2 separate regions of the Homo sapiens genome follow, and region 1 is linked to region 2. A link is a contact called in ENCODE Hi-C or POLR2A ChIA-PET data. All regions are on one chromosome and are shown on one strand. The core of a region is the stretch at or near the end of the contact, and the rest is flanking DNA. Distances in the headings are between cores, read along the strand shown.

Region 1 (3,776 bases), core at 307-2,806, 42 kb before region 2:
TAATTCAGGATGGATGGGAAGTTAGAAACAGCCTTAAAAAGGAGGTCCTGCCTGAACCAGGTCTCCCCAGAGGGCACCCATGCCAGTCGGTGACATCTCATAGGATTGGAACTCCCAGTGCTGAGATGCACTGCCATGCCACTGAGGCTGCAGGCTGCTCTCTAGGGGACTGGCAGGAGCTGTGCAGCAGTGATGCCACTTGAGAGCACTGAGGACATGCGGTGGGTGCACTGGTGCTGGGCAGGGAGAAACCCAGGGTGTTTGGAGAAGTGGAGGCTGTGGGAGGAGAGCACGGGAGACGGGCACTGTAGAGCCAATGTGTCTCAGGACAGAGGGTCTGGCCCACCATGTTCTAATGTGACTGTCCCCCATCAGTCCACCTAAGAATCTCAGCATTGCCCAGCTCCGTCTCCTCCAGGCTGCACACCTGGCCACCAGTCAGGCAGATACCAGCTTTCTGTGGGACAGTCCCCCGACTCTCCCATGCCCCACACTCTCCCTTCCCTCCCCACAGCCACCCTGTGGCACAGCAGCTCTCTCCCTCCCCGACAGCCCCTGGATGCAGGCCTTCCCATCTCTGTGTTCCTCCCCAACCACCTCCTGCTGCCCAAGAGCTCTTTCTGAAACACCCCCAACTCCTGTCAGGCCTCAGCACCCACACAACCGAGTTCAAGTTTCTTTGCATGTCATGCAAGGCCTGTGACAACCTGACCCGCAGCTCTCCAGCTCTATCCGCCCCGCAGGGCCTTTGTACAAGCCGCTCTCCCTCTGGGTTCTTCCCCACATGGGTGGGAGCTTTCCCGCCCCCATCAGCCATTTCCAGTGATTCAAATCCAAGCTTTTAGCTCCAAATTCAGGACGCTGCACTACACCACAGTGACAGAAGATCTAGGAGTGTTAGGTGGCCTCAGGGCATCTCTGATTCCTGAAAAAGTGGCAGCAGAACTCCTCTAATGAACACTAGAGTCAACCAGGGATTGTCTCTTCAGAGTCCACCCTTGGCCAGATTTGGACACAAAATTCTCACCAACAGAAAGGGAAGGTCCAGGAACAGAAGACAGGCAAAATGCCAGGGTGTTTTTCAAACTTCCGACCACAGCCCACAGTGAGATGCGTATTTCACCCCCACGATCTCACATATGAGAACATAAAGAGAATGACAAACGATGCCAACCTTTACTTCATGGGGTGTGTTCGGTGTTCTCTCTTCTCTCTTGGGTTGTTGTATTTAATTCTGGTGGAAATTTGCTAAATTCATTTCAGGACTCACTAATGAGATAAAGCCCATCACTGGAACACACTGCAGTGATCAGCAATGTGGAAAACGACCCAGTGTGATGGCAACAGGCAGGGGGCAGACAGGACGCCTCTTTCATCTGCCCCATGGCTTCTTCCTGCCCCCCTTTTGCCCACTACCTCCTTAGTCACAAATAAGTTTACCGTGACATTCAAATCCTCATTCTCCTTTGTTTGTGGACGGAGCCTACATTCCTCCAAGCCCAGTCACCAACCCTGAGTCACAGAGCCCTGCTCTCATGTGGCATGCATAGGAGAGCATTTCCTGGTATAAACAAACACTCATGGAAACCATGAATAATAAACAAGCCGCTCTACCAGAATGAACAGCAGCTCCTGTGTCCTTACTTCCCTTGTTCTACCCCTCCCTGCCTTCCTCAAGCTTTCCAGATCTCTCTGGACACACACTCATTGCTAGGACAGAATGCTCCTGTTTAGGTGTTTTACTTGTCTGATGTGTTTGGTCCATTAAGCCTTGTGTACAATGCCAACAGTTGTAGGCATAAGAAAAAGACTGAGCCAGTTCCTTGCAGAGATTCTCAACTCTTCAACCAAGTTCTCCCTCTGACTAAAAGCCTCTGGTCAACCATATTAAACTCCTAACGTATCACACTGGTTATGTGTACACCAAGGGCTTGTGTTTGATGCTTCAGGTCAGAAACTCCTGCAGGTACCCTGGGAGGCAGTGTTAAGGAGCAGAAAACTGAGATGGTTTCATTTTTCTGAGGTAATTAGGTAATACAGCACAGGGTTATACCCCAGCCTATTTATTCCAACCCTATGGCCATTTCTGCTCTGATGGGATGTATGCATTTCAGGAAAAAAAAATAAAAAAACAAAAAAGCCTTGTGTTCTGTGAAATTGTGCACAAAAGACAACGGGGCTCATGAAAGTAGGACTGAGACCCCTTGAACCCTGAGGACTTCATCACCAGAGCCCTAACAATAGTAACGATCGTAATCAAAAGACATAGGCAGTTGAAAAGGCACATTAGATTCCTAGCAAGGAACTACAACTGCAAATGCTGTGCAGGAATGTCTTTTAAAAATATGGGAAATGATATGATTCAACAATTTTACCCCTGGGTGTATGCGGAAAAGAACTGAAAGCAGGATCTTTAACAGATATTTGTACGCAACATAGTCATGGCAGCATTATTCACAAAAGCCAAAAGACAGAAACAACCCAGGTGTCCAGTGGTGGATGAATGGATTAAAAAAATGTGGTGTATACATACAATAGAATATTAGCCTTAAAAGGAAGGAGATTCAGACACATGCTACAACATGGATGAACCTTGAGGACCTTACGCTAAATGAAATGAACCAATCACAAAAAGACCAATCCCGTACGATTCCACTGATATGAGGTATCTAGAGCGGTCAAGCTCAGAAAAGGAAAGTAGAATGGTGTCTGCCAGGGGCTAGGGGTGTGGAGGGAACGGGGAGTTAATGTTTAATGGGTACAGGGTTTCAGTTTCAGCTCTGGAGATGGATGGTGGTGTTGGTTGCACAGCAATATAAATGTACTTAATAGACTTAAACATGGTTAAGATGGTACGTTTTGTTCTGTATATTTACTACAAGTTTTTTTAAAAGGTGTGGGTGGCTTCCTGGAAGGGGCTTAACAGCTTGAGAGTTGACCCTGCTGAGATATGAAGACAAGGGCAAAATGCTCCCAGATTGAGAGCACCGAGCAATCACCACTTCCAACGGAGAAGGGAGCACACAGAAGAGAGTGGATAGACAAGCTTGGCCAGCATTAACGTGTAGGGCAGAAATTGCTATGAATCAGCACAACTTTCACATGATGGTGACACTCTGCCCCTATTTACCAGTCACCTACAAGCTAAATTACAGAAACTCACATTTAGCAAAGCAGACTACACTCACTGTCATGGCCCAGTTACTCAATACGGTCATCATTCTATCTCCTTTCCACCTTCTCTGCATCCTGTTCTGCCTAAAGTACGAGACATGCATCACACATACCACCAGGCCAATTAATCAGAGTAGTCTTCTTGAAACAATTTTAATTATAAGTGGAAAAAGCATTCCATTCTTGATGGTAAGAAAAAAATTATCTGAACAATCAGATATCATCTTCCATCCAATGCATGCTTGGAGTTATGGGCAGCGGAAAATAATAAACTCATCCAGAGGCCTATTGGGCAATGAATTTATTGACATATTTCAAGACTCGCCAAGATGTTTTCTTCTCTTTATTTCTAAGTGAAAGGCATAGTTTTTCTAGGAAAAAAAAATCATGCCTGAATGAGATTTTTTAAAAGACTGGAGCTTGTAAAATGTTCAAAATTGGTGGGGGAGGGGTGGGGCGGGGACGGATGCGGTGGTAAAGAAATCTCAGTCCATCTGGGAGATAGGATATTCCGTAGTGTGTAGAGGGCATTTGAGACTGCAGGAAGCATAGCCGACCACGATGGAAAATGCTTTAGACACAAAGGTATATACTAATTAAAT
Region 2 (4,127 bases), core at 83-2,582:
GCCGATAGAGCAGTACACATCTTATTAGAGTTCTGTGAGAGTTCCCACCAAAGTCTAAAACAGAAAGAGGAGAAGAGGCTGCTCTGGGATCTGGGAACTCCCATTTCTTTCTTACCAAGTCTATAGTTTCAATAAAAACTGAAAATGCAGGGAAGAAAAGCTGACGTAGGCGCTGTCATTGGGCTGTTCTATTTCCTATGTGGAATTCACAGACATATAAATATAAGAGTGCTAAGAGTTGGCATGGAGGTACCTTTGGTGAGGAGGTGATTTTTCTCTATGAATGTCCATAAACTCAGAATTGACACTATTTGCTTTTCATATCTTCTGAGAGAAACAGCTGAAGTCGAAAGCAAGTACATTTGCTTTTATTCCTTCCTAGGGCCTTGGGTATTTCTTTTTAACATTTGGCAACCATTTTTCGGGCTCCTTGGGACAACATAGTAGAGACTGTGATGAGGAGTGCTCGTTTCTCTGGGGACAGTTTCCACTGTGCCTGCATACATACAGCATTTTCACTGCCATGGCCACATAACTGACTGAGTGGAGAACCAGGCTTGAGCTTTTTTTTTTTTTTTTTTTTTTTTTTTGCCTCTTGTTCAAAAGGGCACTTGAGTACCCAGCCACTGTGTGATCATCTTGCATTTCACTTTCCTCCTAGACTTAATATCTGCTTTAATTTCTAGTATTTCCTTCACCTGATAGAGCTGTAAAAGCTCTATTTATTCCCTCCACTATTCTGGCAAGCATAAATTTCTTCCTTTTTTTTTTCCCCGTCCTTATCATCTTTTCATGTTGTACTTAATCTGAAGGTTCCCAGAAATATAGTTTTCAGAGAGCAAATGCACTAGAATCCTATCAGTCAATTCCCCAAGTGTTCGGAATAGTGCACAGACTTCACTACATGGCTACCTTTTGAATCCCTGACCCCATATTTGCTGAAACTCACTCGATCTGCTTTATCTAGAATCTTCAGTGAACTTAGGAACAAGATTTTTCTTTTGTTGTCTCTTTCTCTACAGGACTACCTATTATTCACGTGTCTTTTGGCAGGTTCTTGGTTTTATAGCTCTCATGTGGGACCTCTGTAAAGTGCACATGGCCCTCACCTTGAACTTGTTTGTTAAGTTTGCCCTGGAACGAGAGCCAGCTCTGTCGGCCCCAGAACCAGGGGATTCCACATTGGAAACAAACAATCACCGAATTGTCAGTACTTAGACCCAGTGAGACACAAAGCGAGTGCTGTTCTGTACATGTGGCTGGTGACCCACTGCTGAGCAATGCACCTACAGGCTTGGCCACTGCTGCACAACTGCTCAACTGAAGTGAGGGGACAGGAAACCAAAACACCTGCCAGGATTCCCACCCATGTCAATGGTGGAATGGTTTCCATTTTCATATACAAGGAAAAGTTGAGTGTGGAGAAAAATAACTTTTGGTTTCTAACAGATGAGAAATAAAAGATGGGGAAGATTTCTTTTAATTAGAAATCTTAGGCCAGGTAAGGTAGCTCACAACTGTAATCTCAATGTTTTGGGAGGCCAAGGCAGAAAGATCACTGAGGCCAGGAGTATGAGGCCAGCCTAAGCAACACAGAGAAGCCCTGTCTGTACAAAACAGTAAAAAGTCAGCCAGGCATAGTGGTGTACACCTGGTGTCCAAGCTACTTGGGAGGCTGGGGCAGGAGGGTTGCAAGAGTCCAGGAGCTCAAGGCTGCAGTGAGCCATGATTGTGCCACTGCACTCCAGCCTGAGTGACAGAGAAAAGAAAATAAAAGAAATCTTCTTTGGGCTGCTGTAATAAAGTACCACAGATTGGGTAGCTTAAACGACAGAAACGTATTTCTCACAGTTCTAGAAGCTGGAAGTTCAAGATTAAGGTGTCAGCAGGCTTGGTTTCTTCTGAGGCCTCCCTCCTTGGCTTACAGGTGGCCGTCTTCACCCTGTGTCTTCACAAGGTCTACCCTCTGTGTGTGTCTGTGTCCTAATTTCTTAAGAGACACCAGCTGATTGGATTAAGGCCCACCATAAGGGCCTCATTTTTCCTTAATCAGCTCTGTAAAGGCCCTGTCTCCAAATACAGTCACATGTGGAGGTACTGGGGATTAGGGCTTTGACCTATGAATGTTAGGGGGGACACAATTCGGCCCTTAACAGAGAGCTTTTATGTGCTTTCCATTTCTATCCTTTCCTCCATTTCTATTCTAAAGCACATCCTCCGTAGGCCTATTTTAGCTGCTTCAAATCTCACCCTTTTCTTTTTCCACTCATTCAACATCTATTTATCAAGTTTATTTATCAGGCTCTCTCATTGTGCTTGGTGCTGGCAATCCCAGAATGACTCCTGCCACTGAGAAGAAATTGATATGTCAAAAAAAAAAAAAGTAAGAAGTCAGGCGCAGTGGCTCACACCTGTAATCCCAGCACTTTGGGAGGCTGAGGCAGGCGGATCACTTGAGCCCAGGAGTTTGAGACCAGCCTGGACAACACGGCAGATCCCCGTCTCTACCCCCCAAAATACAAAAAATAAAAATAAAAATTAGCCTGGCATGATGGTGTGCACCTGTAGTCCCAGCTACTCTGGAGGCTGAGGTGGGAAAATCCATCGAGCCTGAGAGATGGAGGTTGCAGTGAGCCATGATCATGCCACTGCACTCCAGCCTGGGCAACAGAGTGAAACTCTGTCTCACAGAAACAAAACAAAACAAAACAAAACGATTGTAAGAAGCCAAGAGGTACCATAGTGGAGGTAAGAATAAAATGTGTGGAGTTCAGAAGACCAAGTGACTTCTTCTCCCTGGAAGCAGGCAGGTCTGAGAAGAGAAGATGACAAGTAGCTCCTAAAAGGATGGACATGAGACTGTCAGGCAGAGAAAATGGAGATGACACCATTCTAGAAAAGAGGAACAAAAAATCACAAAGCACAGGTGTGTGAAAGGGTTTGGCATGGCCTCTGGCGAGGAGCTGGGGGAGTGAGCATGAATAAAACTGGAGAGGAGGCTGCAGCCAGGCTAAGAAAATTAGGACTTTATCCAGAGTTTAAAACATTAACTAACAAGTTATTATATCAAAATCTATGGCACTTACTATGTGCAAAGCACTGTTTTTAGATTATTTAGATAGATCCTCAGTTAATTGTGCCTTATTAATTAGACTCTTAGCTCATCAAAGATGGGAACTTCCCCTAATACTTTATTTGCATTCCACATGCCCCTCTCATTGTCACTATGAGTGAAGGAGTAAATGAAAAGGAATCGGCTTCTTTCCGAGGAGCTCTTGTCTCTAAGGGATGCCTTGTATCTATCCACGAAGATGAAGATACCTGCATATGTGGGTATATACAAAATACTTTCCCTTAACTGCATATTTGAATAAATGGTTAAGGGAAAGTGTTTTAAGGATTAGCGGATTTATGCCTGCCTTGAGAATTGTAAAACCAAACCTCTCTAAAAATTGAGTGGGCTAAATTGCTTTTTCATTTTATAGACTGATGGAACCAGGATCCCTTTAAATTAAGATGAAGTAAAATCCTTTTTGTCAAAACACCAAACATTCTTTCCAAAAAAACCCAAAAAACAAAAAAAAAAAACCCATTCTAGCTTTACATTGTTCAACAAATCCAAACGGTTCACCCCACCGTGACCTTTCCTTACTGGGATTTTCTCAGCACGTACACATGTGGTGAGCAGACTGACACGGACATTCTCAAACGTGTCATCTACAGCTCTCTAACAGTTTTATATAAGTAATTTCATTTATAAAATCATTAAAATCACAACGTTCCTATGTCCCCATCAATGAGAAAGGCTGCAGGAAAAGAGTAAGTAAGCATTGAAAGTGCTGGAATCGGCCCTACTTAGAGTCACTCCTAATCAGCTAATCACAGAGAAAGTGACATGTCTGAGCAGCGCTGGTGTGAGGACACTCCCTTTAAGATTTTCCCCCTCAGGAATAGTGGCACGGCAGCTCTGGACACCACCCTGTAACTCTGAAAGGGATGAAAATTCTCTGGAAAGGGATGTAGATGCTTGAGTGTGGGCTTCTCTACAGGGAAACCTTATCTCACTACCCTCTTATCCTTCCTCCCTTCTTTCCCTGCCACTGGAAAATAGCACCTTCTGCCAATTT

Evidence for each region. Hi-C counts contacts between places; a loop is a spot of excess contacts on that map. ChIA-PET counts read pairs that join two places held with the same protein, here RNA polymerase II (POLR2A). Pooled maps may share reads with other maps.
Region 1: a loop to region 2 is called in a map of HepG2, with 2.7 times the contacts of the local background. The contact joins two enhancer-like sites. A Hi-C loop is called at or near these places in 2 of 168 maps with a recorded cell type or tissue (HepG2 and dorsolateral prefrontal cortex) and 1 of 50 pooled maps. POLR2A ChIA-PET finds 5 or more read pairs at or near these places in 5 of 52 experiments (IMR-90, OCI-LY7, activated T-cell and 2 more).

What each region holds. Positions count from the first base shown.
Region 1 is chr13:24,146,716-24,150,491 of GRCh38, reverse strand. It overlaps a transcript of SPATA13 not described here. Among named protein-coding and RNA genes, the nearest start is that of SPATA13, 12 kb to the left of the region's middle. RefSeq lists an enhancer at 369-1,045. Within about 2 kb of position 1,556, at least 10 of the 41 ENCODE cell types and tissues checked have a DNase peak (open chromatin) inside an H3K27ac peak, as active enhancers do.
Region 2 is chr13:24,103,701-24,107,827 of GRCh38, reverse strand. It overlaps a transcript of SPATA13 not described here. Among named protein-coding and RNA genes, the nearest start is that of SPATA13, 55 kb to the left of the region's middle. Within about 2 kb of position 1,332, at least 2 of the 41 ENCODE cell types and tissues checked have a DNase peak (open chromatin) inside an H3K27ac peak, as active enhancers do.